Linked DNA regions of Homo sapiens: all the other regions are linked to region 2. A link is a loop called in an ENCODE intact Hi-C map of the cell type or tissue named here. Cell type or tissue: HCT116. All regions are shown on one strand. Region 1 has its middle 59 kb from the start of A4GALT. Region 2 holds the start of TTLL1 (TTL family tubulin polyglutamylase complex subunit L1). Region 3 overlaps CYB5R3 (cytochrome b5 reductase 3). Region 4 overlaps PACSIN2 (protein kinase C and casein kinase substrate in neurons 2). Region 5 overlaps PACSIN2 (protein kinase C and casein kinase substrate in neurons 2). Region 6 overlaps PACSIN2 (protein kinase C and casein kinase substrate in neurons 2). Region 7 has its middle 13 kb from the start of CYB5R3.

Region 1 (4,000 bases), 310 kb after region 2:
AGGAAAAGAGCTTTAATTGGCTCATGGTTCTGCAGGCTGTACACAAAGCATAGTGGCTTCTGCTTCTGGGGAGGCCTCAAGGAGCTTCAAAGCAGAAGGCAGAAGGCAAGTGGGAGCATGAGTCTTCCATGGCAAGCGCAGGACTGAGAGAGAGAGACAGGAGGTGTTATCCACTTTTAAACAGCCAGATCTCGTGAGATCTCACTATCCAGTACCAAGAGAGATGGTACTAATCCATTCACGAGAACTCTGCCCCATGATCCAATGGCCTTCCCCCGAGCCCTACCTGGAACACTGGGGATTACAACAGATCATGAGACTTGGGTGGGGATTCAGATCCAATCCATATCACCCAGACAAAATGTTTACTTGTATCATTAACTATTAGGCAGCCATGCATGTGCAGAACCTCACAGAGGTCATGACTGGTCTGAAAGGATGTTTAAGAAATGGCCAGAGCCGGGCGCAGTGGCTCACGCCTGTAATCCCAGCACTTTGGGAGGCCGAGGTGGGCGGATCACGAGGTCGGGAGATCGAGACCATCCTGGCTAACATGGTGAAACCCCATCTCTACTAAAAATACAAAAAAATTAGCCGGGCATGGTGGCGGGCATCTGTAGTCCCAGCTACTCCGGGAGGCTGAGGCAGGAGAGAGAGGCGTGAACCCGGGAGGCGGAGCTTGCAGTGAGCCGAGATCGTACCACTGCACTCCAGCCTGGGCGACAGAGCGAGACTCTGTCACAAAAAAAATAAAAAATAAGAAATGGCCAGTATATCGGTCAGGATACGATACATTATGCTGCAGGAACAAATGACTCCAACATCTCAGCAGCTTACGGAGATAAAGGTTTACTTCTCATTCAGGTCCACTGTAGATGGCCAATATTTTCACGTTGGGACCCAAGCTGATGAAACAGCCTCTAGAACATGACTGATCTCATAGCAGGGAAAAAGAAAAACAAACCAAAAACCCCACAGCAAGTCACATTCTGGCTCTTGAAGCTTCTGCTTGGAAGTGACAAACATAACTTCTGCCCATATACTATTGGCTAAAACAAATTATGTCTCCAAACCTGATTTCTGTGGAGCAGGAAGTGTGATATTACCCCAGGGATGGGCAATTAATATTTTTGAAACAGAATAGGAATATTTTGAATAGAATGCTTCAGTAGGCCAGGTGTGGTGGCTCACGCATGTAATCCCAGCACTTTGGGAGGCTGAGGCAGGTGGATCACCTGAGGTCGGGAGTTCGAGACCAGCCTCACCAACGTGAAGAAACCGTGTCTACTAAAAATACAAAATTAGCCAGGCTTAGTAGCGCATGCCTGTAATCCCAGCTACTTGGGAGGCTGAGGCAGGAGAATCGCTTGAACCCAGGAGGCAGAGGTTGCAGTGAGCCAAGATTGCGCCACTGCACTCCAGCCTGGGCAACAGAGCTAGACTTTGTCTCAAAAAATAAATTAAAAAAATAAATATAATAATAAAAAAGAGAAAAGTTAAATAGCACAGATATTATGTGAAATAATTAAAAATTAGACTTATTAAAATGTGTATTCTTCAGAAAAAGACCCTTAACACAGTATCAGAGATAGATATTGCTAAGGAACTGAATAATGTAAGTGGCTAGGGAAGACAGCAACGCTCAGAGATGTGTCCCCTGGGGCAACATGGTTCCACAGCAGATATGGCTGTTGGGATCCAGATTACAGCATTCTTGTGAGGCTCTAATCCCTAGTGCCCAGCCCCTTCCTCCAGCCATCCTTGAGAAGTAAAAACAGGAAGGCAGCAATGTAACAGAAGACAATACATGCGATAAAGTACTTGAAAGCCAGTAAGCGCCATCTAGTGGCAAGGGGATGATTTTTTCCCATTTTGTATGTACTGTCAAATTCAAACTGCATAGGACAATTTGCATTCCTATCAGCAGGGTGTGAGAGTTGCCAATGTTTTTGTTTTTGTGTGTTTTTTTGTTTTGTTTTGATTTTTGAGATGCAATTTCACTCTTGTCGCCCAGGCTAGAGTGCAGTGGCGTGATCTCGGCTCACTGCAACCTCCGCCTCCCAGGTTCAAGCGATTCTCCTGCCTCAGCCTCCCAAGTAGCTGGGATTACAGGCACCCACCACCATGCCCAGCTAATTTTTGTATTTTTAGTAGAGATGGGGTTTCACCACATTGGCCAGGCTGGTTTCAAACTCCTGACCTCAGGTGATCCTCCTGCCTCGGCCTCCCAAAGTGCTGGGATTACAGGTGTGAGCGACCGTGCCTGGCAGTTTACAGTATTCTACCTTGTCACTAAGCTTGCTAAGTTCAGACTCACTAAGTTTTCTCATTTTAATGAATACAGAATAGTATTTCTGATAAACTGATAGTAAGATTTAGAGGCTTATTGCTGGGCATGGTGGCTCACGCTTGTAATCCCAGCACTTTGGGAGGCCAAGGCGGGCGGATCAGATGAGGTCGGGAGTTCGAGGTCAGCCTGACCAACATGGAGAAACCCGTCTCTACTAAAAATACAAAATTAGCTGGGTGTTGTGGCGCATGCCTGTAATCCCAGCTACTTGGGAGGCTGAGGCAGGAGAATCGCTTGAACCCGGGAAACAGGTTGCGGTGAGCTGAAATCACGCCATTGCACTCCAGCATGAGCAACAAGAGCAAAATTCTGTCTCAAAAAAAAAAAAGAGAGATTTAGAGGCTTGCTTCTGATTCCATTTTTAAAATGTATTTATTTAGGCCAGGTGCAGTGGCTCACGCCTGTAATCCCAGCACTTTAGGAGGCTGAGGCAGGCGGATCACCTGAGGTCCGGAGTTCGAGACCAGCCTGACCAACATGGTAAAACCTTGTCTCTACTAAAAATACAAAAATTGCCAGGCGCGGTGGCTCACGCCTGTAATCCCAGCACTTTGGGAGGCCGAGACGGGCGGATCACAAGGTCAGGAGATCGAGACCATCCTGGCTAACACGGTGAAACCCCGTCTCTACTAAAAATACAAAAAAATTAGCCAGGCGTGGTGGCGGGCGCCTGTAGTCCCAGCTACTCGGGAGGCTGAGGCAGGAGAATGGCGTGAACCCAGGAGGCGCAGCTTGCAGTGAGCGGAGATCGTGCCACTGCACTCCAGCCTGGGCGACAGAGCAAGACTGTCTCAAAAAAAAAAAAAAATACAAAAAATACAAAAATTAGCCGAGCGTGGTGGCAGGCGCCTGTAATCCCAGATACTTGGGAGACTGAGGCAGGAGACTGAGGCAGGAGAATTGCTTGAACCCAGCAGGCAGAGGTTGTGGCGAGCTGAGATCGCGCCATTGCACTCCAGCCTGGGCAAAAAGAGCGAAAAGTCCATCTCAAAAAAAAAAAAATTATTTATTTAGGTAAGGATATATATGTATACTGTATTTTTTTTTTATACGAGTCTTGCTCTGTTGCCCAGGCTGGAATCCAATGGCATGATCTCAGCTCACTGCCGACTCTGCTTCCCAGATTCAAGTGATTCTCCTGCCGCAGCTTCCTGAGTAGCTGGGACTACAGGCGTGTACCACCACCCCCAGCTAATTTTCTATATTTTTAGTACAGGCGGGGTTTTACCATGCTGGCCAGGCTGGTCTCGAACCCCTGACCACAGGTGATCCGCCCGCCTCGGCCTCCCAAAGTGCTGGGATTACAGGTATGAGCCACTGCTTCCAGCCACTTTATATATGTATACTCTATTCTCTATGTACTTCCGATGGTACCACATCAAGAGGCACATAATGTCTTGTTATCAATCAAATGTTGTTCAAATGTGGTTGGCCTGATTCATCAATAGATACAGTAATAAGGTTTCTTATCTATCTTTCACCCAATGGTTTTAGAAACCACTGATGATTGGCTGGGCGCTGTGGCTCACGCCTGTAATCCCAGCACTTAAGAGGCCGAGGGGAGCAGATCACGAGGTCAGGAGTTCGAGACCATCCTGGACAACATGGTGAAACCCTGTCTCTACTAAAAATACAAAAAGTAGCTAGGTG
Region 2 (4,000 bases):
TTACAGAGTTTGTCATAGGTAGGTTTGTCAAACACGACTCAGTTATTGAGCTTGTCCCGGACTTTGCCTTTGAACCACTTCTTCTTTTGGGCCCTGCCCCCAGATTTGTTCACTGAATCTTTGTCTTTCTTAGCGACTTTCCGGTGTCTTCGTTCTTCTTGTCATCCATTGATAGCACGGCGAAGCTCAGAGAGCAGCAGCGAACCCTTTCTTCCCTCCCTCCCTCCCTTCCTTCCTTCTCTTTCTTTCTTCTTCTTCTTCTTTTTTTTTTTTTTTGCAGAGACGAGGTCGCCCTATGTTGCCCAGGCTGGTCTCAAACTCCTGGGCTCAGGCAATCCTCCTGCCTCAGGCTCCCAAAATGCTGGGATTACAGGCATGAGCCACTGTGCCTGGCCCAGATTCCACTTAGATGAGGTACTTAGGGAGTCTAATTCATTAAGACAGAAAGTAGAAAGGCAGTTACCAGGGGCTGGGGAAGGAAGGATGGGGAATTGTGTTCAATGGGTAAAGAGTTTTAGTTTAGCAAGAGGATAAAGTTCTGGAGACTGATTGCACAACGTGAATATATTTAACATCACTGAACTGTACATTTAAAAATGGCTAAGATGGTTAAGTTTTATGTTATACATATTTTACCACTTTTTCTTTTTTTTGTTTTTAGACAGAGTCTCGCTCTGTCGCTAGGCTGGAGTGCAGTGGTGTGATCTCAGCTCACTGCAACCTCTGCCTCCCAGGTTCAAGCGATTCTCCCGCCTCAGCTCCCTGAGTAGCTGGGACTACAGGCGTGTGCCATCATGCCCGGCTAATTTTTGTATTTTTAGTAGAGACGGGTTTCCATCATGTTGGCCAGAATGGTCTCGATCTCTTGACCTCATGATCCGCCCACCTCGGCCTCCCAAAGTGCTAAGATTACAGGCGTGAGCCACTGCGCCCGGCCAATTTACCACTATTTTTTAAAAAGTGGTGATAACACCATTAACTCAGCAGAGTTCTTGTGGGGATTCATTGAGGGGAGCTGTGGCCAGCTTCTTAGGGTAAGGCCAGCCTCATGGGCCTGTGACCTGTACAGAACCATAGGACCCCGTGCTCAGACAAGCCCTGAAGTTAGTTTAATGCTGCTGTCGCCATCTTAAAGTTCTTTTTTTTTTTTTAAGACGGAGTCTCGCCCTGTTGCCCAGGCTGGAGTGCAATAGTGCGATCTCGGCTCACTGTAACCTCTGTCTCCCAGGCTCAAACAATTCTCCTGCCTCAGCCTCCCAAGTAGCTGGGATTACAAGTGCGCACCACCATGCCCGGCAAATTTTTGTATTTTTAGTAAAGACGGGGTTTCACCATGTTGGCCAGGCTGGTCTCAAACTGCTGACCTTAGGTGATCCACCCGCCTCGGCCTCCCAAAGTGCTGGGATTACAGGCGTAAGGCACCATGCCCTGCCTTAAAATTCTTTTTTTGTTGTTGTTTTTTTTAACTTTTTTTCTCTAAGAGACAGAGTCTTGTTCTGTTGGCCAGGCTGTAGTGTAGTGGCGGGATCATAGCTCACTGCAGCCTCAATCTCCTAGGCTCAAGTGATCCACCTCAGCCTCCTGAGTAACTGAGTAGGACTGCTGGCTACGCCCCCATACCCGGCTGATTAAAAATATTTTTTCTTTTTTTTTTAGAAATGGGGTCTTGCTATATTGGCCAGGCTGGTCTGGAACTCCTGACCTCAAGTGATCCTCCCATCTTGGCCTCCCAAAGTACAGGGATTGCAGGCATGAGGCAACATGCTGGAAGGCTACAATGTTTATTGAACACTTTACTATGCCAGGCCCTAACCACGTCTTGCAAGCCTTCACTCATCTCCTGGGTTTAAGGTGAGAACACTGTAGTCGGAAGCCTTGGGACTTCTCAAGGCCTCACAACCAGACAGCAGCTGAAGGGTATGAATTGGCAATTTGGACTCCAGATAAGTGTTGGTTCCACTAGATGGTGCCAAAAGTAAATGATGATGCGCTGAATGTGCTCTGGGCCTGGGAGGCGGTTGTGTGGGAGATTATAGGAAGTGATGTTAGCAAAGCTCCAATCATCACTAAGAAAGCACACCACCACCCCTCCTGAGAGGCAGCAGCATGAATGGTCAGGTGTCCTGGGTTCAAAGCCAGACTCTGTCACTTACAAGTTGCACAAGTTTGCATAACTCTTTAAATTGATGAAATTAAAAATGAATAATTGTATAGAGAATTCGAGGTAACACAGGTCTATAACGAGAATAATAAACGTCTTTTTTTTTTTTTTTTGAGGCGGAGTCTTGTTCTGTCGCCCAGGCTTGAGTGCAGTGGCACGATCTTGGCTCACTGCAACCTCTGTCTCCCGGGTTCAAGCGATTCTCTTGCCTCAGCCTAGCCAGGATGGTCTCGATCTCCTGACCTCGCGACCCACCCGCCTCTGCCTCCCAAAGTGCTGGGATTACAGGCGTGAGCCACCGAGTCTGGCCCAGATAAACACTTTTTAAAAAAAATTATTTTATTTTTATGTTATTATTATTATTATTATTTGAGATGGAGTCTCGCTCTATCGCCCAGGCTGGAGTGCAGTGGCGCAACATCACCATTTCTTCAGATAAGGAAGCCGAGGTAGAAGGGGTAGGAGAGGCTAAACAGCGGATTGAGACCGAACCCAGGATTCGGACCTAATCATCACACCGCTCTACCTTTCTTTTTAGACTTAATCCCGTGCTCCAGACCCTTCTCAATCTCCTTTCTGGGCCCCGAGAGGGTGGACGGCCTGGCATTTCCTAGGATCCAAGCCCTGGGCATAGCGGCCGCCCGAGGTATGGAGCCCAAAGGAGCCCCAGGCAAGTCTGACTCCGGAAATAGTCGCAGCGCCGGCGGTCGCGTCCTGGGTTGCCAGGGCGCCGCCCTGGAAGTAGAGTGCAGCGCGGGGCGGGGCGGGCCGGTGCGCCTGGCAGTCGGCTGCGTACTCCTGCGAGCGCCGGAGAGGGGCTGGAGGCGGGGCGAGGGCGCGGCTCGAGGCATCCCTGCAGGGCGCTCCTCCGAGTCCCTCGGCGCTCTGAGCCCACAGGTGAGGTCCTGTCCCCCAGGCCGCCGCCTCCCGGGCACCGAGGGTGTGGCTGCGCGCGGGCTGGCGAGTGCGCATGGGTGAGAGAGTGTGGGCGCCAGTGTCTACGCGGCTGCGAAAATGCGGTTCAGATGCTGCTTGCCGGATCCGCGTCCTCCAGGAAGCCCGCGCTAACCACCGTGCCTTTCTCCGTCCGCTGAGTTCCTATGACTTACCTCGTGCTGTCCGACTGTTGCAATTGCATCATTATGTTTATTATTTGTTATCCCAGACTTTCATTGTTCCTACACGTTTCCCATTCGTTTGCAATCTGTGTTGTTTCTGTTGGCATCTTTTGCAGGGCGCAATGTACCTGTGGAGAGAACTCAGGGCAGGAGACAAGAGCCTTGTGTCTTCCCTCTAGATGACTGGACCAAGACATTTCCCCTCTCTGATTCCCTATCAGCTAAGAGGGCAGGGCGGGGTAGTCATCCTTTTCCATAGAGTAGCTGGGGCATTAGAGGAGATTAATTCTGGAAGTGAAAGTATCTTATCATTGTTAGCCCTTTTGGCATTTGCAAAGCAGGTTCTTTGCTCAGGAAACGTTTGATGAGCACATTATGGTGCCGGGTTGTGGCGGTACAAAAAGATGGGCCCCGGCCGGGCACGGTGGCTCACGCCTGTAATCCCAGCACTTTGGGAGGCCGAGGCGGGAGGATCACGAGGTCAGGAGATCGAGACCATCCTGGCTAACACGGTGAAACCCCGTCTATACTAAAAATACAAAAAAAAAAAAATTAGCCGGGCATGGTGGCGGGGGCCTGTAGTCCCAGCTACTCGGGAGGCTGAGGCAGGAGAATGGCGTGAACCCGGGAGGCGGAGCTTGCAGTGAGCCGAGATTGCGCCACTGCACTCCAGCCTGGGCGACAGAGCGAGATTCTGTCTCAAAAAAAAAAAAAAAAAAAA
Region 3 (4,000 bases), 470 kb after region 2:
GAGAGCCAAGCTGGAGGCAGCGAGTGAGGGCCGCCCCACCTCCACCACTTGCAGTGAGGTTGCCTCTGGGAGTTAAAGCGCCCTTCCCTTTTCGGCTTCAGATAGAGATGTAGGTATAAGTAATATCTCAATTTCTTCTTTGCTGTAAGAAAAGCAGAGCTCAGCCTTCCCCAGGAAACATTCTGGTGATGTTTAGCTTCAGGGCTGAGAGACTAGGGAGTGGCGGCAACTGCGGTAAATTGGAGCGCATCTGCCTGGTCCGGAGGACACAGCCCCATCCGCCGTGGGCAATCCCGCTGTGGAGTATAGCCCTGTGTGGCCAGGGCCTCTGCTTTTCAAGAGAAGCTGGGGACCTGCATTTTCTGGGAAATTTCTAAGTGTTGGAAGCACCATTTTTGAATACCCGTGTGAGCACCAGTTTGGGGTCTCATGTCCTGCCATCTGCCCCTGCTTTGCCTCCGGCACCTCCTACGGCCCCACAGTTTCCTCAGGACTAATCCATGGTGGGGGGCGCACACCCTCTGCTGATGATCCATGTCAGGGGGTGCATGCCCTCTACTGATGAGGGAGCTCTGTCCACACCACCCTCTGCTCCTCCCAGAAAGGAGCACATGGGCTCTGGGACTTGCACCACCTGGCTAGCACCTAGGAGCTGGGTCACCTGGGCCCATCCCTGAGGGAGCAGCCGCCCTTCTCAGATGACCAGCTTGGGTTCCAGGCCTCCAGGCTGAGAGACCCAGGCCTGGAGGGGGTGGTGGATGTGTGGGTTGTCACCGTGTCCGGCCTCTGGCTGGACCTGCTGTCCTGGGTCAGCCCACCCCCTCCAGGTCGGCTGCTCCACCTGGTATGCTCAGGAAGCCAACCTGACCCCGCAGCTGACCTTCCAGTGGGGGAGGCAGAGGACTAATGGGAGCAGGTTTCTTAGTAAATTATAGCGCGGTTATGGTGGCGGGGTTCCTGTGATGTGGGGGGCCAAGCAGAGCCAGGCAGCGGCTGGAGCGGAGGTCAGCCAGGGCACTGGCTCTGGGAGTCTAGCTGCTGTTTCTCTTCTACTAACGAAAGGAGCAGGCCGGGCGCGGTGGCTCACGTCTGTAATCCCAGCACTTTGGGAGGCCGAGGCAGGCAGATCATGAGGTCAAGAGATCGAGACCATCCTGGCCAACATGGTGAAACTCTGTCTCTACTAAAAATACAAAAATTAGCTGGGCGTGTGTCGCGTGCCTGTAGTCCCAGCTACTCGGAGGCTGAGGCAGGAGAATGGCTTGAACCCGGGAGGCAGAGGTTGCAATGAGCCGAGATGGTGCCACTGCACTCCAGCCTGGCGATAGAGCGAGACTCCGTCTCAAAGAAAAGAGCGTTTTATCCTGTACCCATGTGTCAGTCTAAAGGGAGGAAGTGATAGGCTGCTTTGCTCCTTTCTGACTGCAGTTTCTAATGGCATGGGCGGGGCCAGCTTGCTGCGAGGCAGGGTTTAGCCCCATCCCAATTCCAGATGAGTGATCCAGATCCCTGGTGCGTGCAGGAGCCCCTGCCCTGTGGCCAGAGCGAGGCCTGGTCCCCCAGGGAGGGGCCAGTGCTGACCCCTGGTGGCAACAGGCAGCAGCACCTGCACCACCACCACGGGACAGTTACCTGCCAATGAGAGGAATAGTTGGGTGATCTCCTAGCATTTTTCGTGTACATTTGTTGCCACTGTGACCCACAATTCAAGATTAGTTGAGGTACTGCTGTAGCATTAAATGTAAGCTGAAATTCCAGAGGTTGAGAAAGAAAGTGGTAACAGGCCAGTCTGGCTGTACCGTAGCTAAGCGAAGGATGAGGAGAGCCCCAAGGACTCCAGGCAGGGGCAGTGAGTATTTCCCCCACAGAGCCACTTTCAGGACAGGTACAGGGAAAAATACATTAAGCCATGCACGGTGGCATGCACCTGTAGTCCCAGCTATTCAAAGCTAAGGCAAGAGGATCACATGAGCCCAGGAGCTCCAGGCTGGAGGGCATTATGATCACACCTGTGAATAGCCACTGCCTGCCAGCTGGGGCAACATAGCCAATTCCTGTCTCTTAAAAACACACACACACACACACACACACACACACACACACTAAAAAGAAATCGCTGTGAAATTGAAAGGTGTCTTACATACCTGCACATTTTGTACACTAGCAGTTTATGCCCATGCAGTTTTTACAAGGTACTTTCAGATCCACTTCAGATCCATTGCCCAGCTATAAAACTATTTTCTGTGCCTCGCCTTGTTCCAGAGGGATTTTAGGAGGCTTACAAAGACTCATCTGGTGAGTCAGAGTGGCACAAATGGAAAGTGGGAGTGAAAGAAAAACAAGTGCAGGGCTATAAAATGAATGGAATCAGTACTGGGATTTGTACAAAAACGGACTATAATGTACGCTTGCTGTGAATGGGCCACACGTATCACTCCAGGCTTCCCAGCAGCCAAGGTGAAAAGGGAAATGTGGTCAGTGACTTAGCTCATGGAGTCCATGAGATAAAGAGGACCCCCTTGCTCAGCACAGTAGACTCTTCCTGGTTCCAGGGCAAGCGGGACTGCTTTGGCCCCTCCCCGTCAGGACCTTCACAGCGTGGAGTGTATGCTGTAAACTTGGGCCATCTAGGCAGGGTGTCTGTGTCAGCCAGTGCCAGCCCTCCTGGCCTGAGGCTTCAGCAGCTTTTCTCTTGGTGTTGAGGGCTGTGGGGTGGTTGTTTCTGGTTACTAAGGATAGAGACCAGCCATATCATCGTGGGCGCTCAGGGCTCGAGGGGGCAGGACACACAGCTGTGGATGAGACTCAGTTCCTCATGGGCCGACATTCTTGGGGAGTCACAGTGGGCTCATGGAGGTGGGGGCAGTTAGAGACTGTCACCCTGAGCAGCCTGGGGCAGAGCACCAGCCTGGGGACCTCTGGATCCTGGAAGGTACATCTCAGTCGTGTCCCTGCCTCATTGTGTGATCTTGAGCAACTCAACTCTGGGTCCTCTGGGCCTCAGTTGCCACATCTGTAAAATGGGATTCATATTCCCCGCCCTGTCCACCCACTGGGTTGTTCCAAGGGACACCCCGGAGGCCAAATGGAAGCAAAAGGCTTTGCAAACTGTAAAGTGCAGTCAGGGGAACCATGATGGGCTTTGTACACTGGTTTCAGGCTGCAGGGCCTGAGGCCATAGGCTTGAGTCAGGGTTGGGGGCAGGGGGTCCTGGTGACAGTTTGCTGGGATCAGCCTCTCCATTCTTCAGCATTTAAGGAATTCACCGCCTAGGGTTGGTCGGTCAGCAGGTTGGTGACCACACAGCCACACGTCAGCTTACCTGGTCTCTCACCCCACAGCCTGGGACTACGGCCAGGGCTTCGTGAATGAGGAGATGATCCGGGACCACCTTCCACCCCCAGAGGAGGAGCCGCTGGTGCTGATGTGTGGCCCCCCACCCATGATCCAGTACGCCTGCCTTCCCAACCTGGACCACGTGGGCCACCCCACGGAGCGCTGCTTCGTCTTCTGAGGGCCGGGCACGGTCACACGGCCACCCGCCCCGCGCACCCCACGCCCTGTTCACGCTCACCCAGTCACCTCCCCACATCGCACACTGGGGCCCCGGGTTCAGCCTGGCCTGCCCGTGCCCTGGTGAATCACCTGGCTGAGCAGTTCCCCTGGAGCCCCTTCGGGAGCAGGGCTGTGTCCCAGATGGGCCACGGCTGAGCCTTCAGAGTACGTCCTGCCTGGCACTTACTGGTCCTTACCAGAGACGCCCAGCCCCATCCCTGTCCTCATGACCCCTCGTCCACCCCCCACACACACTATAAGGCTGAGGGCTGCCAGCAGCCCCGTCTGCCCACCATTCCCGGCCGTGGACCATAGTCGGGATGTCAGCAGACACACATGGGCAGCCCAAAGCTGCAGGTGCCAGGGCCCACCCCAGCCTCGCCTGTCACCCCCACTCCCGCCTCAGGGCCAGGCCCAGGCCTCACCACCTGACGCTGCATGAGAC
Region 4 (4,000 bases), 100 kb after region 2:
ATGGCTAGGTGCTTTGGTGGTTTAGGTGGTTAGGCTAGGTTTGGTGGCTAGGGTACGTTTAACATGTCCAGACACTGCCAAACTTTTCCAAAGTGCTTTGCGCGCATCACCAGCACTGGGTTCTAGTTCCCCCACATCCTCACCAACACTTGGTACATGTAGTCTTTTTAATTTTTGCCATTCTGGTAGGTTTAATTTGCATTTCCCTAGTGATTATCTCTTTAAATCACTTGCCTGTTGAAAAAGCTGAGTTGTTTTATTAACTTAGTTTTGAAATTTTTAAAATATATTTTGGATACAATTCCTTGATCAATTACATAATTTGAAAATATTGACTCCCTGTCTGAGGCTGTCTTTTCATTCTTTTAACAGTATCTTTTGAAGAACAGAAGTTTTAAACATTTGCTGAAGTCAATTTGTTCTTTTACGGCTTGTGCTTTTTTGGTTGGTGTCACAGCTAAAATCTTTGCCTAATCCCAGGTCACAAATGTTTTCTCATGTCTCGTCTAGAAATGTTATAGTTTTATGTTTTACATTTAGGCCTGTGATCCATTTTGAACTTTTAAAATGTGTTGCGGTGTGTGAATTGAAGGTTTTTTTTTTTTTTTTTTGTCTGTGGATAGCCAGTTGTTTCAGTACCATTTGTTGAAAAGTCCCCAAAATTTTGGGGGAAAATTTCTAATTGGTGAAACCCAGAGGTCTGGGAATTGTGGTTCTGAGCCCTTGGATCTCTTCATGACTGTTTACTGTTCTCAGCTTCGTATGGCATGGCTTTCTCTTTATCGCACCTGGGAGTTCCCAGCTCCTGACAGCAGGAGCTCTATCATTGGATAGGGCTGGGAAAGGGACTGGGCGATGCCCGCTGGATTCCCGCACAGTCTCTCTCCTTCTTCTCTGGGCCATACAGAGGCTTCTGGTTGGTGGGTTCTGGGCAGTGTCTCATTTCCAGAGGTGACTAGAGGCTTGCCAGGACAGAGAGGTGGAGGGAGAAGAAGCCTTCTGTGCCTGGATGGGTGGGGTGGGGCTCAGGCTGAGAAAGGTGGGAGGGGCTGTTCCCCATTCTGCGAGGGCTGACAGCCTTGAGACCTGCAGCCAGCTGAGACCCAGGGAACTGGGCTCTGCTCTGAGCCACTGCTTGTCCTTGACCAGCTTTATGACTGGGGTGGATGGGGGTGGGAGGGGTTAACACAAGTTCATTCTTTTCCCTTCAGTCACAAAGTGGCTCTGAGCAGTCTCCAAGTCTATACCATTGTACAGCAGCTTCCTAGGAGGTGGTAAAGTCTCCATCTGCTTTTTGATCTGGGGGCAGTGTGTTCTGACTCATAAACTGCTGGTACTACTAGTCCTAGCACTAGGAGTTCCACCAGCACCTAAAAGTGATGGAGCTTTCTTCTGCTGTAAGCACTTTGTGTATAGAACCCGTTGAGTCCTCACAACAGCGTTGTGAGGTGGCTGCTGTCCATTTTACAGATGAGGAAACTGAGGCACAGAGAAGGTGACCATCTGGAAGAAGTCTTTGGGCTGTGCTTTTTGTTATTGAACATTGAAGGACAGATATGGTTTAGCATTTTTCATTAGCTCTTGAGCCAAATAGAGTGGTTTCCATGGCCCTCTTCCACATCTTCATGTTCTTATTGGCAACGGGGAGGGGTCGGACTGTCTGAGATTAAAATTCTTGAGTGGTTCTCTGTTGTTATCACAATAAAATCCAGACTTGTGGTCTGACCCCTGCTTACCCGTTGAGTCTCATCTCTTGCCACACTCCTGAACTTCTTGCATTTCTCCCATGCAAATCTTGTCTACTGCAAATGCCATTCTTCCCGTCTTTGCCTGCTGAACTCATCCTTCAAAACTTGGCTCTAATTTCACCTTCCCCTCCCTCCAGGTGTTTTGCCCCTGGGCCTGCAGAGTGGATGGTCCACCCCCGTCCCCATACTCCTCATGTATGGTATGACCGACCTGTTTGTCTTCTGTGGGGCTAGGAGCTGGGTAGGCGGAGGGCAGGGGACTGCATTTTGTATTGTAGTGTGCAGTTCTTAGCTCTGAAATGGCACATCATAGGCAAGCAGGCTCTGTGGGATGAACAATGCAGGCATGAGTGACATGAGGATCTGCAGTCCTAAGACTGATTCATTCTTTGGGAGGAGTATCCCTTCTTACCCAAAGCCAGTTGGTTTGTGGCCGTCTGTGATTGCAAGTGCCCAGGGCTGCCCTCATGTGGAAAGTCACGTTGACTGACTGCAGAAATTAGCTGTGTTTAAAAATCATTCTTTTTAAAAAAATCATTCATTTTTTAAACCTGTTTAAATGCTTGAACTGGCTTACATCTTACATATATACACACACATATATATACACACATATGTGTGTGTATATATATATATATACATATATATACATATGTGTGTATATATATGTGTGTGTATATATGTATATATAAATATATCTTCTTTTTTTAAACCTGTTTAAATGCTTGAACTGGCTTACATCTTACCTATATATACACACATATATATACATATATGTGTGTGTGTGTGTATATATATATATATATATTTTTTTTTCCCCCTCCAAGAGAATGAGTTTTCTTTTCTTTTTTTTTTCTTTCTTGTTTTGTTTTTTTGAGACAGAGTCTCACTGTGTCGCCCAGGCTGGAATGCGGTGGCGCGATCTCAGCTCACTGCTGCAATCTCTGCCTCCCAGGTTCAAATGATTCTCCTACCTCAGCCTCCCAAGTAGCTGGGACTACAGGCACCCACCACCATGCCCAGCTAATTTTTTTTGTATTTTTAGTAGAGACGGGGTTTCACTGTGTTGGCCAGGCTGGTCTTGAACTCGTGACCTCGTGATCCACCCGCCTCGGCCTCCCAAGGTGCTGGGATTACAGGTGTGAACCACCACACCTGGCCTTTTTTTTTTTTGAGGGGGATGGAGTTTCACTCTTATTGCCCAGGCTGGAGTGCAATCGTGTGATCTCGGCTCACTGCAACCTCCACCTCCCAGGTTCAAGCGATTCTCCTGCCTCAGCCTCCTTAGTAGCTGGGATTACAGGCATCCACCACCACACCCAGCTAATTTTTTGTATTTTTAGTAGAGATGGGGTTTCATCATGTTGGCCAGGCTGGTCTTGACCTCCTGACCTCAGGTGATCCACCCACCTCGCCTCCCAAAGTGCTGGGTTAATAGGCGTGAGCCACTGCGCCCGGCCGAGAATTGAGTTTTCTATTGTATTAAGAAACGAACTAGACCAGGTGCAGTGGCTCATACCTGTAATCCCAGCACTTTGGGAGGTCAAGGCAGGAGGATTTCGTGAGCCTAGGAGTTTGAGACCAGCCTGGGCAACATAGTGAGACCCTGTGTCTACAGAAAATTTAAAACTAGCCAGGTGTCATGGTATGTGCCTGTGGTCCCAGCTATTCAGGAGGCTGAGGTGGGAGAGTTGCTTGAGCCTAGGAAGTCAAGGCTGCAGTGAGCCATGATTGCGCCACTGCACTCCAGTCTGGATGACAGACTCACTCCCAAAAACAAAAAAAAAAATTTCTTTGACCACCTTTCAGATCATGGATTTAAGTTTCTATATTTTTTCCCAAATGCATGTGATGTCATTGTAAATTTTATGGCAAGCTAAAAAAATAATTTGAGTTTTTGAAAATGTTTCTTTGGAATGTGTGGGCTGGGGCCAACATGAATTAGATTGGATCAAGTTTGGTATCCCTTCTTGAAAGAGAAGGAAGTTTGGAGAGCAATGTTAACTGAACTGCATTTGGTACAGAGAGCTATTTAGAAATGTTTTGCTACATTTCACTGAAATCTTCATACCTGTGGCTACATTATTTTCTTCCCGAGCTGCTGTAGTTAGGAGCAGTTATACTTTTGGCCAGTGGACCCTAAGCCTGGACTTCTACAGGTTGCTGAATTTGAACCAGATTTTCAGTTCATTGCATAATGTATTTTTTTCTTTAATTACTAGGACGCAGGATTAACTAATCTTGGGAAGTAG
Region 5 (4,000 bases), 160 kb after region 2:
GTAAATATAAATGCTGATTCAATGATACAGCAACTCTTGATACTTGAGAATTTAAAGTGCTGCGTAACTGATTGGACATTTCGTCTCCTAACACAGTTGGTTCCTCTGATTCAGAGAGGACCCCTTTTTGAAGATCAAAAGCAAAATAAAAGTGTGGAAAGTGTGGACTTCTAGTGGCATGTGGACAGGGGGGTGTCCTGGGGGCTGCCCAGGAGGCTCCAGGTGGGAAGTGCTTCTGACTTAGTGGCTCTACAAGCTGGCCATTGTGGAAGAATTGGCTTTTTCCTTTTTTTTTTTTTTAGAATTGACTTTGTAAGAATCATCAAAAAATTGTTTTGCTCTCAGCTCAATAAACATTTGTAGTTAATAATCCGAGTAACTAATCTTTTTTCTCTCCTGTGTAATCCAAGATATGTCAGTATATGGTCTTCGTGAGTAAAATTGATACCAATAGTACATTATCCTAAAGGTCTTATTTGATATCCTTTTATCAAGTCAACACTTTACTGTCCCACCATTTCACTTGTAAAGATCCCCAAGTGTGTCGCTGTCAGTTTCAACAAATGTTAGAAAGGACCTGTTGTCATATGTGAGATACGCTTCTGGAATTCACTGTCTAGAGGGGAAAGCAGACTGTACACAGGTAAAAACTGAGGTAGTGGTATGTGCTTTGAGGAAATATAAAAAGAGTTAGAAGGTAACAGGCTAGAGTTGGTGGTGGTGGGAGGTGTGGCTAGATTCTCTAAGGGATGCCCCAAATGGTGTGAGGGGGAGCCGGCCATACGCTTGTCTCAGGGAAGAACATTCCTGGCAGAGGGAACAGCATGTGCAAAGGCTCTGAGGCAGGGATGAGCTTATTATGTTGAAGAAACAGAGAGAAGATCCTGTGCTGGGACAGAGAAGGGCCAGCAGGTAAGGGAGAGTAGTTGGGGAATGGGTGGAAGGGCAGGCAGGGGCCGGGTCATGACGGGATTTGCAGTACAGCGGAGGAGTTAGGGTTGAAGTGATGTGATGGTTTAGAGAAGGGAAGTGACATGATTTGAGTATTTACAAATATTGCCCTGAAGAGGCTAGAAACTGGAAGTGAGGATAGGTTTTCTGTTCTCTTTAACGTTGAGTTTCCATGGGAAAACATTAAACGTTTTCATTTTAGCTTTGAAAATTTAGGGTTATTAATACCACCTGTGTTCCTTACAATTGGGGGTTTTGTGACATTTTCTGGGCTGTTTTGGAAGAGAGGGATTGTGTAAGTGAATATACCCTGGTTGTTAACCATAATAATAACAACGTGATCTCTGCATGGCTCTGTTAAATTAAAAAATGTAACTATTAATAGTGTGTGAAATAGTTCTCAGCCTAGCCAGCAGCTGGAAGATTACACATTATGAGAAACTCATCAAGTTTAAACCACATGGGGATTTCTGTGTAGAAATATACCAGTTCCTCCTTCCTTCCTCGCTGTTCCTGTTTCAGGGCAGCCATCGGCTTTGTGGAGCCCTCTGAACCCTGGCTGGTTCCATTGACGCTGACTGTGTTCCTCCACTACCTTCCCATCACCTAAGGTCTCTTCTGTCTCGGACACCTCCTGCCTCTCCCACTCTGCACCTGCCCCATTCCCATCCAAGGTTCACCTTGGTGTCGCTGGCTTGGAAGCCATTTCCTCACTTCCCTGGGTGGAAAGCAGCTACTTCAGTCCTCCAACAATCCCAAGGAGTGGTAGGCAGTGTTAGTTTTGTTTTCTGGATGAGGAAACTAAGGTTCAGGAAGGTTAAGTAACGTGCCCCTGGTTACCCAGCTGGTTTGCAGCAAGGCTGGGATTCATTCATTGCTGCTTCTCACATATCATTGCCTCGTGTAAGCCAGGTGCTGTGCCCAGCCGTGGGATACAACTGTGAACAAGGCAGGTGTGAGTTAGGTGTCTGCCTCCCTCAACACCTTGAGCTGTTTGAGCAGGCAGGCGTCTGGAATAGGCATGCAGTGAACACTGAGCGAATGAATGAGTGAATGAAAGAATTCCTGTCAACATTCTACTCTTGTTGGACTCGGGTTGGCATGCTGCCTCCCTTAGCATCCAGCCTGTCACTCTTCAGAGTCACGCACACGTGACTCACCTCTGCCTTTCCTTGGTGTCTTTTGTTGCCTGTGTCTCATGCAGGAGGCAGCACAGCCTGGTGGCTCAGGGAGGCTCTGGAGCACCTGGTCTGGGTTTGAATCCAAGCTCTGCCCCTTACTAGTTGTGTGACTTGGGCACGTTATTTAAACACTCTTATGCCTCTGTTTCTTCATCTATAAATTTACTTTTGAACTTGAACTGTCAAAAACTTTCATTTTTTAATTCTTAAACTTTCCCACTGACCCAAACCAGATTGAGAAATTGGATAACCAAAACCATGGAGGTATTTTTGCTTTTTATGAGCGTGCCTTTTGTTATTTCAAAATGACCTACTTTCATACTTCCAAATGCATTTTAGAAACATTTTGATTAATTTAAAAGACAATCATTTTCAAAATTAGTTTATTGAATAACTTTTTCCCTTGTTTATGTGGTGTGAACGTGGGTATCCATGTACTTCTTGGGTCAGGATTGAGTGGGTGCCTCATCTGTGCTAGGCTCTGCGTGAGACACGAGGACAGGAGGGTCCAGAGAAGGTCTGAGAGCTGAGACAAAGGTGCTGAGTGTGTCCAGGGCCCAAACCCAGAGGTCCTGGTGCTGCTGCATGTTGTGGCTGTGGAATTGGGGCAGAGAGCACAGGTAGCAGGAAAGTGTGTGAGTTAGGCTGCATGTCACAGAGACCCTCAAAATAATAGTGGCTTAAAGAGAAGTTTATTCCTCTCATCTGCAGAGTCCAGAGGTGGCATGGCTGGTGGGCACACCACACTGTCAGAGACCTAGACTTCCTCTGTCTCGTTTTGTGCATGGCTCTGTTCCCAAGTCACCTCATGGTTCGCGATGAGAAAAGCATGGCATTCATATTTAACACGGCGAACTTTGTGCTAGGATTGGGACACAAAAATAAACTCCATGTGGTTCCTGCCCTCAAGGATCTTAGGTCTCTTGGGAGAGACAGATGCCTGGATGACCGCCCTCCATCTGAGGTTGATTGGAAGGAGCCCTGTGTGAGAGGAACACAGGCAGGCAGGCCAGGCAGCAGAGCTGACATTTGGGAATAAAGGAAGTCTTTATGAAAGAGGTGGCATCTGATCTTGATCTTAAAGAATAATTAGTATCTTGACACTCATCTGGGAGGCTGTTTGAGGGAGAAGGATACTGTGAAGGGAGGTACGAAGACCTGAAAGGGCAGGGCTCTGTTTGGAGCCCCGGGTGGCGGGTCACTCTCCTGCCTTGTCCGAGTTGAAGTAGACCATCATTCTGGAGCAGACGTCACACAATTGGAAAGATGTCCCCAGCTGTGTGATTAGTATGACATCCATTCTAAAAGGTGAACAAAAGAACCTGGAAAGAAACCAGACAGGATCGTTTTGGAGTTCTGAGATACTCATTCTTTTGCCTGTACTTTGGAAGCAGGATCAAGCCATTCGTAGGCACGCCACTCCCACTGAACATTTCACAATCCACTGAGCCCAGTGCTGTCACTGTGTTTCAGTTCTCAGAAGCTATTGACAGCATCTTCAATGAGAAGTCCTGGGACCCAGAGTCAGAGCACTTTTTACTGGTTTTGCAAGATACAAATATTAATTGCTGTTGACTTTCCCTTTAAATTTTAGCCTCTGTATGTGGGCAGGACTTGTAGCATAGATGAGACCTTGTGTTACCAACATTGTAAGTAATTTATGTGATGTGGACGTGCTTGGGAAGCATGGACTTTCTTTATGCTGACTGTGGCTTGTTTCACAGTGAGACCCTGATAATGAGCTCAAGCCCGGACATTGGGGTCCTGGTGAGTATAGTTGCACAGGGCGGCCGTCAGGCCTGGATCTGATGAAGTAGGGAGGATCTTTGCAGCCATGCTCACTGCACATACACACTCTTATAATTACT
Region 6 (4,000 bases), 220 kb after region 2:
AAAAAAATCAATAAACAGTTGATCTCGTGCATATGGAAGTCCCTTCGCCATCATCTGTCTTCATGCCCACTTCACTTGGCGGGGGTGGCCTCCCTGGGGCTTACTAGCTTTGGAGCTGGGCAAGATCCAGGGCACAGGACCCCTGCCCAAAAGGCCACGGCCCACTGCCCCTGCCAAACTGGAGGTTGGGGATTTGAGGCACCTGAGCCCCTTGGGGTTCCCTTCTCCCCGAGACCTGCTGCTGTTTGACCTGGGCTTCCACATGGTGCGGGCATCGGCTGGCGCCTCTCTATTGCCCCAGCCCAAACAGCAGGACAAGACTGACATCACCCATAACTCTCCTATGAGCACATTTTCCTGAGCACCTACTGTGTGCTCTCCACTTTTTACTTACATTATCTGCGTCTCCAAACATCTCCACAGGGTATGGGCAAGTCTCCCCATTTCCATTCTACCGAGGAGGAAACAGAGGCTCCAAGAGCCAGCCAGGGTTTCTTGAGGAGTCTCAGCCAGCCCAAAGCACTGAGCGAAATCCCTGAGGAACCACCCCCTCCCTCGCTGGAGAAACTGAGGAGGGAGGAGGCTTGGACTGGCTTGAAGACAGGAGAGAAGCAAGACGTGAGGGCGGCTGTGGCCACGCTCACCGAGCCCTGGGAAGGCTGCCCAGAAAAGCACGCCAGCTGGGCATGGGGCCTCACAGAGCACCTGGGAGGAGCAAGGCAGGCAGCTGCCCCTGCAGTGTGGCTTTGTCCCAGCTCAGCAAGGGTATGGGACAGATCCTTGTCACGCAGCCTCCTTGTCTGAGGGGTGGCGGGTCCCCTGCTCCCAGCTTCTGAGGAGTTGGAGCCCTACAGCGCAGGGCGGACACCCGGCTCGGCCCACAGCCCCAGGCTGCAGAGAAACAGGCAGAACGGGGTTGGGAGGGAAGGTGGGGGGTCAGAAGCAGGCTCCTGGTGCCAGTGGCCTCAGTCACTGCCCAAACACCATGGCAAGACCACGGTCCCCGCTGAGCTGGATGAAGCAACCTCCACTCTGAGGCTGGATCACACGGCCCCCCCCGTGAGAGATCTGGCAGGGCCTCTAACTGCCCATCTTCCCTCTCCTGCCCTGCCCTCAGGGGCCAGCTTGGAAACTTCAGCTTGTCTCTAGGCCTCAGTTTCCCCAAGTAGAAGTGATACTTTTCCAGTTGGAGAGTTAGAGCAAGAAGAAAAGGTGGCCTGGGCAACATAGTGAGACCTTGTCTCTACAAAAAGTTTAAAAATTGGTCGAGTGTGGTGGTGCATGCATCTAGTCCCAACTACTTGGGAGACTGAGGCAGGAGGATTGCTTGAGCCCAGGAATTTGAGGCTGCAGTGAGCCATGATTGCACCACTGCACTCCAGCCTGGACGACAGAGCTCTCGAGACAGTCTCAAAAAAAGAAAAAGGCCGGGCACGGTCGCTCACACCTGTAATCCCAGCACTTTGGGAGGCCGAGGCGGGTGGATCACGAGGTCAGGAGATCGAGACAATCCTGGCTAACACGATGAAACCCCGTCTCTACTAAAAATACAAAAAATTAGCTGGGCGTGGTGCCTGGCACCTGTAGTCCCAGCTACTCAGGAGGCTGAGGCAGGAGAATGGCATGAACCCGGGAGGTGGAGCTTGCAGTGAGCCGAGATCGCGCCACTGCACTCCAGCCTGGGTGACAGAGCAAGACTCCATCTCAAAAAAAAAAAAAAAAAGAAAAACGCCACAGGCACTCAGGAGCTGGTCATTGTCACGATTATGAGTGACACCATAGGCAGGGGCCCAGGGTTCTCTGCTGTCCATGGCTGCCCTTCGCTCCTCCCACAGCCACCACCCTGGATCAGTGCTGCCACCAACTGTCCACACCTCTTCGGGTCCCCAAGGCCCCTGAGTTGACACTAGGGGGAGTGTTAGCCCCAGAGCCCTCTCCTGGGCCAAAGCTACCTGGAGCTCAGGACAGGGGTATTTCATCATCTCTCTCCATCCTTCCCACAACCCAGAAATGTCGGGAGGGTGAGCAAGTGCTGCCAAGTGACCGGAGTAGGGATCTGGCTTTGCTGCAGCCTGAGCTAAAACTGGGCCTTCGGAGGTCCCTGCAGATGGAGAACAGGGCTGACCTCTGCTCTGGGCTCTGATGCCAGATCCTGGTCCACTCAGAAGCATGTAGTGAAGGCCCGACTGGGCAGCCTGGGCTGTGTCAAGGCCTCAGGCACTGGATAGGCCTGGAGGGAACCCGCTCACAAGCCATCGGGATAGGGATGGGGGAGGTTGGGAAGGACTTGTGTGGACCACCTGACCAACCCCCTCATAGTTCATGGGGAAACAGGACAAGTGAGAGGAAGCAGTGACTTCGCCGTGGGCACAGACCATGTGGTTTGGGAAGCTGAGCAAGGCCTGACCCCTGAGTGGCCCAACCTGGTGAGGGATCAGCTGGCTCTCCTTATGTATCCATTGTGCAGTCATTCATTCACCATGCATCTATTGAGCACATACTGTGTGTGAGACTCAGCGGTGCCAGGACAAACATGAAGAGAAGCCAATCTTGCCCTTGGGAAACTCTGGTAGGCTCAGAGAAGGACCTGTGTTATTCTGACACCATGATGGGACAGCCAGAGACAAAGGGCCAGAGTTGTCTTCTGAGAATGTGTGTGCTGGGTTTCAGAAGTCTCAGGCCTCCCAACCCAGGCTCCAAGGCCTCAGAGATCAGAGCACTGCTCAGTCCTTGAGCCGTTCCCCAACTTCCTGTAGGAAGTGTCCCTGAGTCCCCACCTGGGCAGGAGGCTGGACCACAGACAAACGGAAAATGCCTGAGCTTCATTTGCTGAAAAGTAGGGATGACTGGCGGGCACAGTGGCTCATGCCTGTAATCCCAGCAGTTTGGGAGGCTGAGGCGGGTGGATCACCTGAGATCAGGAGTTCGAGACCAGCCTGGCCAACATGGTAAAACCCTGTTTCTACTAAAAATACAAAAAATTAGCCGGGCATGGTGGTGGGCACCTGTAATCACAGCTACTTGGGAGGCTGAGGCAGGAGAATCGTGTGAACCCGGGAGGCGGGGGTTACAGTAAGTCAAGATTGCACCACTGCACTCCAGTCTGGGAAATAAGAGCAAAACTCTGTCTCAAAACAATGACAACAAAAAAACAGGGGTGATGAAGTGAGGATAACTTAAGGGGTGCTCAGAAGCCAAAGACCCTGCCAGGTGGGCACCCCAGCCTGTGGGTGCCCTGTAAGCTTTCCTTCCCCCACCCCTTTTCACAGTCCAAGGTCTCCCCAGAGTGGTGGCTGTCCGCTCTGCTCCCCTCCCTTGTCCACCCTTCCTGAAGCCTCCTCTGAGGCAGGGAAGGTCTGCGCCCCTCCCCAGCCCTTCCACAGACACCTGTGGAAGACAAAGGCCACTCTCTGGGCCTCGGTTTTCCGAATAAATGGGCTGCATCTCTGTGGCCCCTGTGGTGGCAGCAAGCAGAGGGGCCCTCAGGCCAGGACGGAGTCAGCTCCAGGTGCCAGCCAGTGAAAAGAACCAGGGTCAGGATGGAGGTGGCTCCACCACACCTGGGAGGATGTGCCCAAACTGAGCTAAATCTGGCCTCGCCTGCAGTTGAGGTACGAGGCTCATTTCTGGCCAGGCATGACCACCACCAGGCACAGGGTCGGAGGAACCACAGTGCTCATCCTCCCTCTAGCCTGGGTATGTGGCACTAAACCAAAAAGAAAAAAGAAAACGCAACAAATCTGGGACTATCCTATGAAACCCAGATTATATTGTTCTAGGCATCTACAAATCCTTTGTGGAAAGGGCTAGGAAAGGAAGGAAGGAAGAAAGAAATGAACTAAATAAGTGATGTCACTCTTAGGGGAAAGGATACCAGCACCAACGGCCAGTGGACCAAAACTCAGACGCCAGAGGAATACTAGGTGCTAGACCTCCCGAAGGTTGCAGAAACCCAGAGCGCCTTAGGGTTAGGGTTAGGGTTAGGGTTAGGGTACGAGGA
Region 7 (4,000 bases), 430 kb after region 2:
GGTCCTCACCTGCTCAGACTCTGCAGGAAGCTCCCTGGGAAACGGTTCAACCCAGAGTTTGTGCTCAGAAAACCCATCTTCCCACCGCCACTGGGCTCAGCACCTAGGCCTGGCTCCATGGCTGACAGCGATTTATTTATTTATTTACTTATTCATTTGAGACAGAGTCTCGCTCTGTCAGCCAGGCTGGAGTGCAGTGGCACAATCTCAGCTCACTGCAACCTCCGCCTCCTGAGCTCAAGCGATTCTCCTGCCTCTTCCTCCTGAAAGCTGGGATTACAAGCATGTGCCACCAAGCCCAGCTAATTTTTGTATTTTTAGTAGAGATGGGGTTTCACCATGTTGGCCAGGCTGGTCTCGAACTCCTGACCTCAGGTAATCCGCCCACCTTGGCCTCCCAGAGTGCTGGGATTACAGGCATGAGCCACTGCGCCTGGCATTAATAGGGATTTAAACGCGTAGACCCCCAACACCCCTTCCTCACCCAGCAGCTCCCAGAGCAGCCCCTAGCTCCTGGCTGGATTAGAGGCACCTGGCACTGTGCCTGAAATCAACACCTCCTTTGGGTTTTGGGTTCTCATTAGCCAGAACTTTCTCATGAAATAAAAATGATAACCTGAGGGAAAACTGTTAAAAGTTTGTAATTATAGAAGGGGAGGAGCTCCTGTCTTTCTTTTGTTTTGTTTTGTTTTGTTTTGTTTTTTGAGACGGAGTCTCAGAGTCTCGCTCTGTCACCTGGCTGAAGTGCAGTGGCATGATCTCTGTCGACTGCAACCTCCGCCTTCAGGGTTCAAGCGATTCTCCTGCCTCAGCCTCCCAAGTAGCTGGGACTACAGGCATGCGCCACCACGCCCAGTTAATTTTTGTAGTTTTAGTAGAGCCAGGGTTTCACCATGTTGGCCAGGATGGTCTCGATCTCTTGACCTCGTGATCTGCCTGCCCCAGCCTCCCAAAGTGCTGGGATTACAGGCGTGAGCCACCGAGCCCGGCCAAAAGGACGCAGACTCTGTTTTGAAGGAGGAGGTGGAAAGGGATGGAAGAAACTTCCAGAGCGTGCCGTTTTCTTTGTGACAGGCTCTGTCCTCGGCAGGGGCAGGCGTGACCTCTCTGAGCCCATGAGCGGGAACTGTTTTTGCCCTGGACACCCTGGGATGGGCCCTGCCATGTTGCCCAGGCTGGACTTGAACTCCTGAGCATCCCCTGCCCCGCTGCCCTCTCGGCCTCCATTCGGGAGCTTCACATCCCCCTCCCCTCACCCCCACGAGTCCTGGGGGGCCAGCTGGGAGCTCTGCGGGGAGTAACCCCACGAGGGCAAGGCAGGGGAGGGCGCCGCCCAGCGCCCCGTGGGGCTTCCGCCGCCTCGAGGCAGACCCGGATCCAGAGGGCGCCTGGACAAGGTAGGGCCCCCATCCCGCCCCGGCTCCGCGTGCCCTCACAAGAATCACCCGTCTCCGACCGTCACCTCCTCCCGCTCCCGGGCCTCCCCGGCAGCCCCCACGACCGTCCACCCCGGCCCGCCCGGCCCGGGCTCCCGCTCTCTCGGCCGCTCTCCGCGGAGCCCCGCAGCCCAAGGGGCAGCACCTATCCCGGGACAGCGGCCTCTCTTCCCCACCGAGGCGTCTGCAGGGCTCCCCGTAGCGGCGCGGGGCTCGGGGACACGGACTCGAAGGAACCTGAACACCTCCAGAGCGTGGAGGTTGTGGGGGATGAGCCCCAAGAGGCGCACCCCTCCCAGGCTGCCGGGACCCAAGGTGGGCACGGGCTGGGTCCGAGGAAGGGGTAGAGGAGGCAGGATTTGGGGCTCGGCTGGAGCAGAGCAGCGGCAGAACCCCCAGCCGAAGCCGGTGGGAGTGGAGATTTCGGATGGAGCCGGCTGGACCCGCGCCCCGGGCGCCGGGAGCCTTTTCCTGGCTCGGGCGCGCCCCCTGGAGGCCGGAACCTGACATCAAGCGCACCCAAATTGCTGGGACTACAGACCTGGCGACAGTACCCAGCCCATCCTACTCAACTGCAAATGCCCCCTTTTACACTTAGGTCTATTTCTGGACGCTCAAAGATCCATTGAGATCTATTCTGCATTGGTTGGACAGAACCAGTTTTCTTCATCTACAAATAATAATACAACTCTCCTTTTTTTTTTTTTTTTTTTTTTTTTTTTTTGAGACAGAGTCTGGCTCTGTCGCCCAGGGTGGAGTGCAGTGGCGTGATCTCCGCTCACTGCAGCCTCCGCCTCCCGGGTTCAAGCAATCTGGGATTACAGGCATGCGCCACCACTCCAGGCTAATTTTTGCATTTTTAGTAGAGACAGGGATTTCACCATGTTGGCCAGGCTGGTCTCGGACTCCTGACCTCAGGTGATCCTCCCCCCTCGGCCTCCCAAAGTGCTGGGATTACAGGGGTGAGCCACCACACCCAGCCAAGTTAATTCAATTTTTAAAAATAAATAATTTTTTTTTGAAACGGAGCTTCACTCTTGTTGCCCAGGCTGGAGTGCAATGGCGCGATCTCTGCTCACTACAACCTCTGCCTCCCGGGTTCAAGCAATTCACCTGCCTCAGCCTCCTGAGTAGCTGGGATTACAGGCGTGCACCACCACATCCAGCTAATTTTGTATTTTTAGTAGAGATGGGGTTTCACTATGTTGGTCAGGCTGGTCTCGAACTCCTGACCTCAGGGGATACACCCGCCTCGGCCTCCCAAAGTGCTGGGATTACAGGCGTGTACCACCCCACCCAGCCAAAAAAATAAAATTAAAAATATGTATATAAATAATAATATATATTATTAAATATAATAAATATATATAGAAATAAATAGGCCGGGCGCGGTGGCTCATGCCTGTAATCCCAGCACTTTGGGATGCCAAGGCGGGTGGATCACATGAGGTCAGGAGTTCAAGACCAGCCTGGCCAACATGATGAAACCCCCGTCTCTACTAAAAATACAAAAATTAGCTGACCATGGTGGCGGGCACCTGTAATCCCAGCTACTCGGGAGGCAAGGCAGGTGAATCACTTGAACCCAAGAGGCAGAGGTTGCAGTGAGCCAAAATCATGCCATTGCACTCCAGACTGGGCGACAAGAGCAAGACTCCGTCTTAAAAAAGAAAAAAAGAAAAGAAAAGAAAAGAAAAAGAAAGAAATAATGGACGGGGTTGGGAGAGCTTCTGGACAGCTGAACACTTGCTGGTGCCTGGAGGGTAGTGTGCCTGGAGAGGGCATGGAGGTGCCACACACTTCCCCTTCCCTTGCCCTATGGATCTCTTCCATCTGGTTGTTCTTCTGTATCCTTCTGAATATCCTTTATTTTATTTTATTTTATTTTTTTGAGATGGGGTCTCAGTCTGTCACCCAGGCTGGAGTGCAGTGGCAGGATCTTGGATCACTGCAACCTCCACCTCCCAGGCTCAAGTGGTCCTCCCGTCTCAGCCTCTCAAGTAGCTGGGACTACAGGTACACACCACTATGCCCAGCTAATTTTTTGTATTTTCAGTAGAGATGGAGCTTTGTCATGTTGCCCAGGCTGGACTTGAACTCCTGAGCTCAAGCAATCCACCTGCCTCAGCCTCCCAGAGTGCTGGGATTACAGGCGTGAGCCATCACACCCGGCCCCTGAATATCCTTTATGATAAACCTGTAAATGTTAGTGTTTCTCTGAGTTCTGTGAGCCATGCTACCAAATTAATCAAACGTAAGTGGCGGGTCTTGGGAACTCCAACTTACAGCTGGACAGTCAGAAGTGTTACCAGCACACTGGGTTCTTGTAATCTTCCAGGATAGAAATCAAGAGAGATCACCAGACATAGCAGCAAAAAGAAAGTTTATTTTAGCTTGTGCACAAGGAAGCCAGCACTGAGAAAGGAAAAGGAACGGGCTGCTCCCCAGGGGTGTTGTGTGGGTTAGTTTTATAGCAGTGGTCCCCAGCCTTTGTGGCACCAGGGACCAGTTTTGCAGAAGACAACGTTTCCACGGATGGGGGGCTGAGGGGGTGGTTTCAGGAT

Evidence for each region. Hi-C counts contacts between places; a loop is a spot of excess contacts. Peaks named below come from ENCODE experiments on the same cell type or tissue, not always from the same donor. Only the 100,000 strongest peaks of a DNase experiment are listed, where the experiment ranks them.
Region 1: it touches region 2 in a loop (14-fold over the local background); 24 of 110 quality-filtered maps call a loop at or near these places.
Region 3: it touches region 2 in a loop (11-fold over the local background); 10 of 110 quality-filtered maps call a loop at or near these places.
Region 4: it touches region 2 in a loop (14-fold over the local background); 5 of 110 quality-filtered maps call a loop at or near these places.
Region 5: a loop joins it to region 2, with 2.1 times the contacts of the local background. A loop is called at or near these places in 2 of 110 quality-filtered maps.
Region 6: a loop joins it to region 2, with 12 times the contacts of the local background. A loop is called at or near these places in 31 of 110 quality-filtered maps.
Region 7: a loop joins it to region 2, with 6 times the contacts of the local background. A loop is called at or near these places in 9 of 110 quality-filtered maps.

What each region holds. Positions count from the first base shown.
Region 1 is chr22:42,778,111-42,782,110 of GRCh38, reverse strand. No RefSeq gene overlaps it. Among named protein-coding and RNA genes, the nearest start is that of A4GALT, 59 kb to the right of the region's middle. RefSeq lists a silencer at 1,885-1,934. In HCT116, a CTCF peak has its summit at 1,876 (motif pointing left); a DNase peak (open chromatin) is centred at 1,810.
Region 2 is chr22:43,088,335-43,092,334 of GRCh38, reverse strand. It overlaps TTLL1 (TTL family tubulin polyglutamylase complex subunit L1), which reads left to right and starts at 2,944. Exons shown (of 11, transcript NM_012263.5): 1 at 2,944-3,058. It also overlaps the pseudogene RPS25P10. RefSeq lists silencers at 1,970-2,029, 2,778-3,072, 2,837-3,176 and an enhancer at 2,778-3,072. In HCT116, CTCF peaks have their summits at 1,964 (motif pointing right) and 2,781; DNase peaks (open chromatin) are centred at 1,984 and 2,954; H3K4me3 peaks cover 1,665 bases; H3K27ac peaks cover 2,277 bases.
Region 3 is chr22:42,619,287-42,623,286 of GRCh38, reverse strand. CYB5R3 (cytochrome b5 reductase 3) reads left to right here. Exons shown (of 9, transcript NM_000398.7): 9 at 3,342-4,000. The coding sequence ends at 3,514. Among named protein-coding and RNA genes, the nearest start is that of RNU12, 6.0 kb to the right of the region's middle. RefSeq lists an enhancer at 1,512-1,601. In HCT116, a CTCF peak has its summit at 1,591 (motif pointing left); DNase peaks (open chromatin) are centred at 1,576 and 2,304; H3K27ac peaks cover 3,083 bases.
Region 4 is chr22:42,988,424-42,992,423 of GRCh38, reverse strand. The region is part of intron 1 of PACSIN2 (protein kinase C and casein kinase substrate in neurons 2); the gene reads left to right. Among named protein-coding and RNA genes, the nearest start is that of PACSIN2, 25 kb to the left of the region's middle. In HCT116, a CTCF peak has its summit at 2,192 (motif pointing left); a DNase peak (open chromatin) is centred at 2,148.
Region 5 is chr22:42,929,052-42,933,051 of GRCh38, reverse strand. All of the region lies in intron 1 of PACSIN2 (protein kinase C and casein kinase substrate in neurons 2), which reads left to right. Among named protein-coding and RNA genes, the nearest start is that of ARFGAP3, 74 kb to the right of the region's middle. RefSeq lists a silencer at 2,166-2,245. In HCT116, a CTCF peak has its summit at 2,163; a DNase peak (open chromatin) is centred at 2,121.
Region 6 is chr22:42,865,804-42,869,803 of GRCh38, reverse strand. PACSIN2 (protein kinase C and casein kinase substrate in neurons 2) reads left to right here. Exons shown (of 11, transcript NM_001184970.3): 11 at 1-31. Among named protein-coding and RNA genes, the nearest start is that of ARFGAP3, 11 kb to the right of the region's middle. In HCT116, a CTCF peak has its summit at 1,892 (motif pointing left); a DNase peak (open chromatin) is centred at 1,873; H3K27ac peaks cover 1,408 bases.
Region 7 is chr22:42,660,073-42,664,072 of GRCh38, reverse strand. No RefSeq gene overlaps it. Among named protein-coding and RNA genes, the nearest start is that of CYB5R3, 13 kb to the right of the region's middle. RefSeq lists silencers at 1,327-1,606, 1,647-1,696, 1,827-1,966. In HCT116, a CTCF peak has its summit at 1,948 (motif pointing left); a DNase peak (open chromatin) is centred at 1,958; H3K4me3 peaks cover 563 bases.